2 separate regions of the Homo sapiens genome follow, and region 1 is linked to region 2. The links are chromatin loops, found by intact Hi-C in ENCODE. Cell type or tissue: OCI-LY7. All regions are shown on one strand. Links, peaks and the distances in the headings refer to the core of each region. The heading gives the core; the rest is flanking DNA.

Region 1 (5,370 bases), core at 71-5,070, 110 kb before region 2:
GTGTGCAATTTTTTTTTTTTTTAAGGAATACTGATTGTTTTACTTTTGTTGTTGTTGTTACAAGGTCTTGGTCTGGCTGCATCACCCAGGCTGGAGTGCAGTGGCGTGATCTCAGCTTGCTGCAAACTCCGCCTGCTGGGTTCAAGTGATTCTCGTGCCTCAGCCTCCCAAGTAGCTGGGACCACAGGCGCGCACCACCATGCCCAACTAATTTTTGTATTTTTAGTAGAGATGGGGTTTCACCATGTTGGCCAGGCTGGTCTTGAACTCCTGACCTTAAATGATCTGCCCATCTGGGCCTCCCAAAGTGTTAGGATTACTAGCATGAGCCACTGTGCCTCGCCAAGATTGTGTGTAATTTTTATTATATTTATCATATTCCTTATACTTCGTTTCTTCTTTTATTCATCTTTTCCATTTATAAAGTTTGTTTATTTTTATCTTTAAAGTACCAGCAAACTGGGTGCTTGTGCTGAGGGCCACGGATTCTCTGTGTGACCTCAGGCACATCTCTCGCCTTCTCAGGCCTCAGTTTCCCCATCTATACTCTCAGAGGGAGGGGCTGCATGAGGCTGTGAGCCCTGGGAGTCACATACCACTCGTGCACATCATCCTTGCCCCGTGCACTCGGTTTCCTCCAGGCCATGCTGCCCCCTGGGACCTACCAGCCCAGCCAGCCCACAGAGGCATAAACCAGCACATTTTTTTCTCATTAGTGAGATTTCAGCTCAGAGCAAGGGCAGTCAGGGTAGAGGCTTAGAGCAAGGACAGAGAAGGGAGTGACACAGTGAGATGGGCAGTTTCCTGCTAGACTGGACGAGACACAGCTCTGGGCCCATTTCCTTGACGCACTACCCAGCCCTCCCTAGGAAGGCAGCACGTGATACCGGCCCTCTGCTCATCAGTAAGGAGCATGAAATGCTCACCACGTCACTGACCTCATTTCCCCCGCAACATTTCCCCTCCCCAATTCAAAAGAGGAAGAAATAAGTAGTTTTTCCCTGGTGCAATTTCCCAGTCTTCACTTATTCAGACTTTTACGAGTATGTGTGCCTACTGCTGCCCCAGTGAGAGCTGGGCAGGGCTGGGCGTGGATGAGTCACAGTGGGCACACTCCCCGCAGGAGCTTGGGCAGGGTGGGCAGGCGACTTAGAAAAGGGACCAAGGCACCTTGGCTGGAGTGTCCTAGGGGCTTCTTGAAGTAGCTGGCAGTGATTCGGCCACCTCTCATTTGTCCTTCAGGTGAAGTTGGTCTTGAGGCTCTCACTCCCAAGAAACTGGACCTCCTTCCAACCCAGGCTTGTCCTGCCTGCCCCGCAGACTTACTGAGCACCTACTGTATGCCAGACGGAGCAGCTGCTGCCCCTCTGCCACCAGATCGAGATCCTGCTCCTAGACATGTGCCCCAAGGAGGAACCCAGGAACCTTTAGCTCCTAGGAATGAGTGGTAAATTTTCAAACACCAAGAAGCCTAGCAAAAAAAAGGGCTGCTTTAGACAGTTGGGGTATATCAAAAGGAGAAATAGCATCAACTTTGCCATCACCTAGACCTGGGTTCAAGTCTCTGTTCAGGCCATTGACTGGTACGCAACCATGACCTTGGACAAATCACTTTACCTCCCTGAGCCTCCATTTCTTCATCTGTAGAATGGGGATAAATAGCCTCTGCTTTACAGGGGTGCTGTAAGGATCTGAGATGGAGACTCTACAGTGCCTGGCATCTAGTAAGTGCTTAATGAGTGCAGACCCAAAACGTGATGGAGGTCATGTATTCTGCCTTTCCAGAATGGAGCCCAGGTCCCCTAGGGTACAGGAGAGGGTTTCCCTGAGAAGTTCCCAAAGTGCCCAGCCTTGCTTTTCCCCTTCACCCTGGAAGGAAACCCCCTTGGGCTCCAGTTCCCCTGCAGTCCTCCACCCGTCCTGAGGCTGTTGCAACCTCCCACCAAGTAGCCGGCTCAGCCCTGCCAGCCTACCTCCCCAGCTCCTGTAGAACAATTTCCGCCCATGAAATTCTCTCCATCACCTTGCCCCCTTTCTTCTGTAGAAACCTAGAGATGCAAATGCAAGGATGGGGCGATGTCTACCACAGACTCATGATCATAACTACTCACTTCCCCCTGCACACCCTGAATCGCTACATTCTCCCAGACCTTTGTACAGCAGGTGCTACATCCCCAAGCCCTGGCTACACACCTCACCACACTGAGGGCCTACACACCACTTTCTTTTTTTCTTTACAGCAATTACCACCAGCCAATGTTATCCCAAATACTCTTTCTTGTCACTCTGCAGAGGGCAGGGCTGTGTGTCCCCAGCACCCCAGCACGGAGTTTGAGCTTGACAAATATTTATTGAACAAATTAATGGATGAAATTAATCCTTACAACATCTCTTTGGGGTAGGTGCTCTTATTAAACCCATTCTACAGAGGGGAAAGCAGAGACCTGCCTCCATCTGGGCTAGGTGCCATCCACTAGGGTCATGAACCCCAAGCTGCTCTCCATCAAAGCAAATATCATGCTCTAGGCCATGACCAGACTCTAGGTTGGTCTCCCAGTTGGACTGTGACTCCCTGAGAGCAGTACTGTATATCCCCGCCACTGCCCCACTTCACTGTGTTCCCCAGCGCCAAGCACAGTGCCCAACACATAGTAGGTGTTACATACAGATCTGTTGCTTGAGTGACTAAATGAGTGGCTGTATGAATGAATGAATGCATTTCTTCAGAGATATTTTTTGCAAGACTTCTAGAACTTGGCCTCCAGTCCCCCTTCACAGTCAGTGCTGTGGGAGCTTGGAGGTCCTGGGCCTGGGTGTCCTGGAAGGGTTTTTGGAGGAGGAGGAGAAAGATGAGGTTGGAAATTCAGGGGTTGGAGCGCTGAGCAGAGATTTCATGATGAGGATATGCCCTCTGTATTTGGTGACTGAGCGGAAACAGTCGGGTCTCAGGAGAGGTTTAGATATGGGAGCTGTGGAGGTAGCAGCAAAGCTGGATTGGCAGACATTGGCATGTAGGCACTAGGGAGTCATAGAAGGTTCTGTGAGGGAGAGGCCTGGCCACAGCTGGGCTTTGGAAAGGAAAGGTGGGATAAAAACCAAGAGCAAATTCCATTCCCTGTGCATTCACTGAGCCCCATGGATGCCTGCACAGTGTTCTACAGGGTCTGGGACTCAGGGCTGGGGCCTCAGCACAGTGGTGACCTCGGCCTGAGCCACAATGGAGCAGCATGGCCAAGTGTGTGAGGACGCAGACTCCAGCCAGGTGGCCTGGGTTCAAAGCCTAGCTGCGCCACTTAGCAGCTGTGTGACCCTGGGGAACTGGCTTAGCCACTCTGCGTGTTGGTTTCCTCATCTGTAACATAGGGGTAATGTAATAACTACTTCCTAGTGCACTGTGAGGTTTAAGTGAGAGCACACGAAAGCCTCAAGTACAGCTCTTATCATCTTTCTTACTAACCTGTGACTCCATGCATGGCAGGAATAAAGCCTCTTCAACTCTATTGTCAAAGCCCAACCCAGATGGGCACAAAGAGCTTCTCAGGGAACTTTCGATGCATGAACTTGGCCCAGAGGACCCAGGGTCACCCAGCGAGTGCCCCGGTATTCACCAGGAGGTCTTCTGCACAGGGTGAGGAACCCTCCCTCAGTACGTGCAGAAGCTGTATTTCCTGAGTGAAGTGTAATTGCAGTGAAAAACAACATCCCTCCTGACAGCCTGTACTTGCATAATCTACCCACAACTCTATGTGACTTCCTGACATGGTTCTGTGCAACCCAAGTTGGGGGCCCCATCCTGCCCTGGAAGGTCCCAGACCCTGCCCTCTTCCTCAGGAGAGGCCTGGCAAGACCTCTCAGAGCCTTGATTTCCCTATCTAAAAACTAGATAGGGCCTAGTTTGTATGGGTACCAAGCTCAGATGTTCTCTAATCAGACAGATGTGAGCTTGCTTTCCAGTCCTGCCACATTCTGACTGTATGGGTCCCTGAATGCACAGGTCAGCTGCTCAGTCCAGAGCTCACACTCTGGAGACAGACCAGCTTGGATCCAAATTCCAGCCAGAGGAACTTGGGATTCCACCAGGTTATGTAGCTTCCTTGAGCCAACTCCAAGGACAATAATGGCAAAATTACCGAGAGGCTAAAATGAGACAGTATGTGAAGTGCTCCTGCTGACACATAAGATCTCGAGATTCTTTGACACTCCTCCTAATGAGGGGTGGGATCTGTGTCCCCTCCCCTTGAGTCTGGGCTCTGTGACTACCTGGAATGCAGCAAAGGGGATGCAGTGCCAGTTTCCGGGGTCAAATTTTATGACGCTGGCAGTTTCTACTTCCTGCCCCCGGAGTTGTTGGCTCCAGGAACCCAGCAGCCATGCTGTGAGGAAGCCCAAGAAGCTCCACAGAGAGAAACTGACAGCCAGTACCAATTTGCCAGCCCTCTTGGAGGTGGATTCTCCAGCTCATCTCATCACCCCCGCTGGTACTATGTGAGCCGAGATGCACCTCCCCTGCTAAGTCCAGGCCACATTGCAGATTTGTGAGCAAAATTAATGACCATTGTTTTAAGCTATTAAGTTTTGAGGTGATTTGTTATGTAGCAAGAGATGACTGGAACAGTTACATCAGTTACTGGTCATTTAACACTTCTTAAAAATGGGGACATGTGTGCTCATCTATAAGGTCCCTCTGAGGTCACATGACAATGGAGGTAAAATGCTTTGGCATTAAGTGAATTCTGAATTAACGATTTCCCTGCCCCCATGCAAGATCAGCTACATAATTTGTAGAACTCCATGAAAAATGAAAACACAGGGCCCCTTGCCAAAAATTATTCATCACTTTCAAGATGGCGACAGCAGAGCATTAAACCAAGCCCAGGGCCCTTCTGAACCTGGGGCCCTCTGACTGCACGGATCAGTAGCTTGTGAAGCTGCAGAAGCCCAGCTGATGGGATATTTTTGTCTACTCTGTTTACTCTTGCAAAGCTGCCTTGTAAGTAAGAACCCAACCCTCTCACCACAGTTACTTTTAACATCAATTTTTTCTTTAAAGGAAGAATGAAAATCAGCATGTCATCTTTACTGCTCCCTTGGACTAGACAGTGACTTTCCCCTACCCCAGCCCCAACTGACAGCTACAGTTAGAGCTATCTCCATCACACAGCACCAAGCTGGGACCCTGGGAAAACTGCTTTGCCTCTATGGGGCTCAGTTTTCCCATCTGTAAAATGGGAGGCTTGTTCTTGATCGTCTTCCTTCAGGGAGCCTCAGGTGGGGCAGTGAGCAGGATATGAGGTGTTACTGGGGATGGAAAGGGCAATTCCACTCTCAGGCAGTTCTCCCCCAGAGATTCCCTGGACTCAACCCAGCCCC
Region 2 (5,370 bases), core at 62-5,061:
CACTTTGGGAGGCCAAGGCAGGCGGCTGGGAGGTGGAGGTTTTAGCGAGCCGAGATCACGCCACTGCACTCCAGCCTGGGCACCATTGAGCACTGAGTGAACGAGACTCCGTCTGCAATCCCGGCACCTCGGGAGGCCGAGGCTGGCGGATCACTCGCGATTAGGAGCTGGAGACGGGCCCGGCCAACACAGCGAAACCCCGTCTCCACCAAAAAAATACGAAAACCAGTCAGGCGTGGCGGCGCGCGCCTGCAATCGCAGGCACTCGGCAGGCTGAGGCAGGAGAATCAGGCAGGGAGGTTGCAGTGAGCCGAGATGGCAGCAGTACAGTCCAGCTTCGGCTCGGCATCAGAGGGAGACCGTGGGGAGAGGGAGAGGGAGAGGGAGAGGGAGAGGGAGAGGGAGAGGGACTCGCGTCTTAAGAGCCCCATTACCCTACCTTAATTACATCTGCAGAAAGGCTGGGCATGGTGGCTCACGCCTGTAATCCCAGCACTTTGGGAGGCCAAGGCGGGTGGATCACTTAAGGTCAGGAGTTCAAGACTATCCTAGCCAACATGGTGAAACCCTGTCTCTACTGAAAATACAAAAAATTAGCCAGGTATGGTGGTGTGCGTCTGTAGTCCCAGTTGCTCGGGAGGCTGAGGCAGGAGAATCACTTGAACCCGGGAGGCGCAGGTTGCAGTGAGCCGAGAGCGTGCCACTGCGCTCCAGCTTGGGCAACCAAAAACAAACAAACAAAAAACAGAAAGAAAAAAAGAAAAGAAATTTATGTTGCTTAAGCCCTGCAGTCTGTGGTGTTCTGTTATACAGCCCTAGCGGGTGATAGGGTGAGACTATCTCAAAAAAAAAAAAAAAAAAAGAAAAAAATTATATCTGCATAGACCCTTATTCCAAATAAGGTCATATACTCTGAAGTTCTAGGTGGACATATCTTTGGGGGGCCACCTCTGAACCCACATCAGGGACCCAGAGAAGATGCCGGCTCTCCCAAATGTCAGTGTCCTCAGAGTCCTTTGGCAGCTGAGGCCCACAGGGAGGATCAGCACCTGGGAGACCCTTGTCCTTCAGAAGGGCCCAGCCCAGCAAGGCAAGAAGTCCCAAGGAACCCACCCATCCCGGTCAGGAGAACCACAGGAGGGTTTTACGGGGATGGGGAGTCCACGTGGCCAGGCAGGGAGACTGAGGAAAGGTTTGGGCAATCCGGCCTGAAGGCGGGACTTGAGCAGGTCTTACCCTGCAGGAGGAGTGGAATGGAGGTGTGGGTAACTGCCCCCATCCTGCTCTGTTCCCACACCGTGTCCTACAGAGTCCCTAGAGTTCCCAACCAAAGATTCCTGGAAGGGCCTGAGTGGTTTTCAGGCCTCTGACCCTCCCAGGCTTGGAGGCCCGCAGGGCCCTACTCCAGCACAGACACTGGGCCAGCGCCCTGTGTCCATCATTTCATGGAAGAATCACCTGAAACTTCCCCTGCTCCCACTCGGCTCATTCCTTACTGTGTATCTGGCCAGGTGGGGTGGACCCCTCTAGAGACAGGATCCTCATCTGCCAATATGCACACAGGCCCTGGTTTCAAATAATAATGTTGCACATTTATTAGGCCCAGTACTGCACTACGCATTTCATCTCCTGATCATCTAATTTCATCCTCTAAAAACCCCAACGCAGTAGGTAACATTCTTGGTTTTCTGGGTTTTTTTTTTTTGTTGTTGTTGTTTTGTTTTGTTTTGTTTTGTTTTTTGAGACAGGGTCTTGCTCTGTCACCCAGGCTGGAGTGCAGTAGCTCGACCGTGGCTCGCTGCAGCTTCCAACTCCTGGGCTCAAGTGATCCTCCTGCCTCAGCCTCCCAAGTGGCTGGAAACACAGGTTCGTGCCACCACACCTGGCTAATTTTTTAAATTCTTTTGTAGAGACAGGGGTCTCCCTATGTTGCCCAAGCCGGTCTCGAGCTCCTGGGCTCAAGCAATCCACCCACCTTGGCCTCCCAAAGTGTTGGCATTATAGGTGTGAGCCACGGTGCCTGGCCCAGTAGGTAGCATTCTAATCCCCATTCTACAGATGAGGAAACTGAGGCTCAGAGAAGCCCACTGACTTGTGCAGGAGCAGCAGCCAACACTGACCCCCAGGCTGAGGCTCCAGGTCCAGTGTTCTGCAACACACAGCTGGCACCTGGGGCTGCTTCCTCTCCTGGGTGAGCCTAAGTAGCAAATGTAAGAAGTTATGTTTGCTCATTTCTGCTTGAGTGGATTCACAAGCCGCTGGCTCTGTGACAATGGGCAGCTCTCTGGAGGGATGCTTTGAAGACAAAACAGAATAGAGCCCCATGTCTCTTGCGTGAGTCACTATATTCCTTGAAAGATAAATGGCCCCAGACTTGCTTTTTCCTACACATAAGATACCATCTGGTGGGGTTAGTGATTCTGCCTCCACAATCGATTCAGCAGATGTGCTTTAGTCATCTATAGCCAGATGTACTCTATACCCAAACCTCGATGTGATTTTGTACATATTACAGCTTCACCACCTGTACATAAACTGTGAACTGAAACTGCCAGAGCAGCTGATAGAACCCCTCCACAGGGCTGCTCTCAGGCAATAGGCTCGGTCTATAGTCCTGGTAAAACTTCTGAATAAAAAGAACTCTAAAGTTTTTGTTTTTTGTTTTTGAGACGGAGTTTCACTCTTGTTGCCCAGGCTGGAATGCAATGGTGTGATCTCAGCTCACTGCAACCTCTGCCTCCCGGGTTCAAGCGATTCTCCTCCCGCAGCCTCCCGAGTAGCTGACATTACAGGCATGTGCCACCACGCCCGGCTAATTTTGTATTTTTAGTAGAGACTGGGTTTCTCAATGTTGGTCAGACTGGTCTCGAACTCCTGACCTCAAGTGATCTGCCCACCTTGGCCTCCCAAAGTGCTGGGATTACAGGCTTGAGCCACCACGCCCGGCATTTTTATTTATTTATTTATTTTTAGACATGGTCTCACTCTGTTGCTCAGGCTGGAGTGCAGTGTTGTGATCACCACGCACTGCAGTCTCAGACTTCCCCGGGCTCAGGTGATCCTCCCACCTCAGCCTACCAAGTAGCTGGGAACCACAGATGTATGTCACCATGCCTGGCTAATTTTTTGTATTTTCAGTAGAGATGGGGTTTCATCTCTACATGTTGCCCAGGCTGCTCTTAAACTCCTGGGCTCGGGCAATCCACTGGCTTCAGCCTCCCAAATTACTGGGATTACAAGTGTGAGCTACCACACCCAGCCCGAACTCTAATTCTTCAGCTTTTTATTTTCTTTAGTTGACACCTGGCAAACTTCCACCATGGGAGTCAGGGGGTGTTTGTCAGAATTTGCTGGGAATGGGATGGGGGGCAGCTAGTTCTCCCTCGAGGCTGGGGTGTTCTGTAACCCTCAATCCTGGTGGACAGGAAGGGTTCCCCCACCAAATCTGAGGCCTGGGGAATTCTCAAAGCCCTCCCTCTCCCCTTCTCCACTGGCTGAGATGTCATGAGTCCTGGCTGGCCAAGAAAGGCTTCCTTGCCTCGGGAGCTGGAGGCCCAGGACACCTGGGTGCCTCTGGTATCCCATCAACAATGGTGGGGGATAGAGGAGGCAGGGCTGGGGGAAGCAGAGGGGTTTCTGCTGAGTTTCAGAGGCTGTGTTGCCAACTCTTAGCCACAGATAAAGAGGGCCAAAGAGAGTGTGGTCAGAGCTCAGCATGGTGATGGCATGACAGGGGATGTCCCCAAAGGCCACCCAAACCATCATCAGGCACTCTTATGCCACCCCAACTGATCACATCACGATCCTGTGGGCCCAGCTTCCTCTCAAAACTTCCTGCAAGGCTTCAGCCATCCACCCTCACAGCCTCAGCACTGGCCCCAGGGAGGGTCCTGCCCACCCACATCCCTCCTCCCTCCCTGTCCTCAGAGCCTCCATGCTAATGAAACTGGCAAGAAGGCTGCTGCCGGCATCTGCTCCCAGCAACAGCCCTTCCAGGAGCTGGGGGTGAAGGCCACTGGATCAAAGGACTCCATGCCCTGCTTCCATTCTCTCTTATCGTCCTGGGGAAGGCATGAGCTGGAGCAAACTCAGGGGGCAGGTTCCATTCCAGGCAACAGGATGGCATCAATCTTATGATGGAAGAGCTGATGACAGTCTTATCATTTCTCATAGCTCCCCTCCCCGTCAGACCACGTGCCCGGGTCTCTGCAGGTCGGATCTGGTTCACCTCTTCTTGGAGTTATCGCCCGTGTACAGATGACAAAACTGAGCTACATACAGAAAGGCTAAGTGACACGGCCGCCGTCACGCAGTCAGTGGGTGGCAATACCGAGGGCGGGTGTTCGGAGCTACACTCTATGTCCTCCCACAGATTGGGCTGAAAAGTTCAGCAAACCTACAGCCAAGTCTACATTGAGCCAGTGTGCATTCTCAGAACATCTGAATGCCACTTTCCAAAGGCAGAGGGGGGAAATCCAGCTGTGTGTGTGTTTCTGGGCCATGCACGCTTCACCTCATGATGAAGTGGGAGTGGAAGGGTCACCCAACCCCTCCAGGGAGAATTCCCCTTTGCAGCCTCCCTCTCAGAGGGTGGCAATCAGTAGCCAACAGGTCCTTGTCTTGCCTGGGAGGTTAAAAGTGGCCTGAGGGAGGGAAGGTGGGGTTATTTCCATACACTTCCATCTGCACGCCAAGGGACTGGGCCCTGCAGCTGCCAATGGATGGCGGACGTAGAGTTTCCCAGATGAAGATGTTTCAGCTGTCCCCAGCCGCTCCCTACCATCCACCCTAGGGTCCTAGACTCCCCTGGGAGACTGGTGCTGAGCCGAGACCCCACAATCTGCCTGAGGCCTAGGGCAACAGATGTGCAGAAACCAGCGCAAGCTAGAACAGCAGCAGCTCAGCCCCAGTGCTAGAATCCCAGGAAACAGGAACCTCGGGTCTCAGGGCTGCCAGGTCTACCTTCCCAAGACCTGGGAGCTCATTTACTCCCTCGTTCATTCAACATTTATTTATTGAACGTCTATCATATGCCGCATGCTGTACTAGGCCCTGGGGATAGCGCCAAGGACAGGACAGGCTTGGTTCCTGCTCTCAAGGAGCTTACAGTCAAGTGTCACAAAGTCTACAATGGGGATGCTGCAGAACCCAACTCCAGGAGCCTTGGCCAGTTCGGTCGGCTCAGGGAAGGGCTCTGAGGAATTGAAATAGAAGCTGAGGACTGAGTAGGAGTTCATTGGGTGGAAGAGAGCTTTGGGCAGAGGCAATGGAGTAGATAAAGACCCAGAGGCCAGGGGGAGCCTGCCGGTTTAAGACCCAGAAAAAAGCTTCAGCAGAGCTGGAGCCTCGCCTGGGAGGGGTGTGGGAGGT

The links. Peaks named below come from ENCODE experiments on the same cell type or tissue, not always from the same donor. Only the 100,000 strongest peaks of a DNase experiment are listed, where the experiment ranks them.
Region 1: a loop joins it to region 2, with 3 times the contacts of the local background. A loop is called at or near these places in 2 of 110 quality-filtered maps.

The regions. Positions count from the first base shown.
Region 1 is chr1:12,148,968-12,154,337 of GRCh38, reverse strand. No RefSeq gene overlaps it. Among named protein-coding and RNA genes, the nearest start is that of MIR7846, 15 kb to the left of the region's middle. In OCI-LY7, for the core only: no CTCF peak of the experiment used is centred there; DNase peaks (open chromatin) are centred at 2,087, 3,337, 3,687, 4,937 and 1 weaker place; H3K4me3 peaks cover 3,103 bases; H3K27ac peaks cover 4,501 bases.
Region 2 is chr1:12,037,696-12,043,065 of GRCh38, reverse strand. No RefSeq gene overlaps it. Among named protein-coding and RNA genes, the nearest start is that of MIR6729, 11 kb to the right of the region's middle. RefSeq lists enhancers at 2,278-2,347, 3,413-3,912 and a cis regulatory region at 3,695-4,817. In OCI-LY7, for the core only: no CTCF peak of the experiment used is centred there; DNase peaks (open chromatin) are centred at 2,335 and 3,045; H3K4me3 peaks cover 1,815 bases; H3K27ac peaks cover 3,384 bases.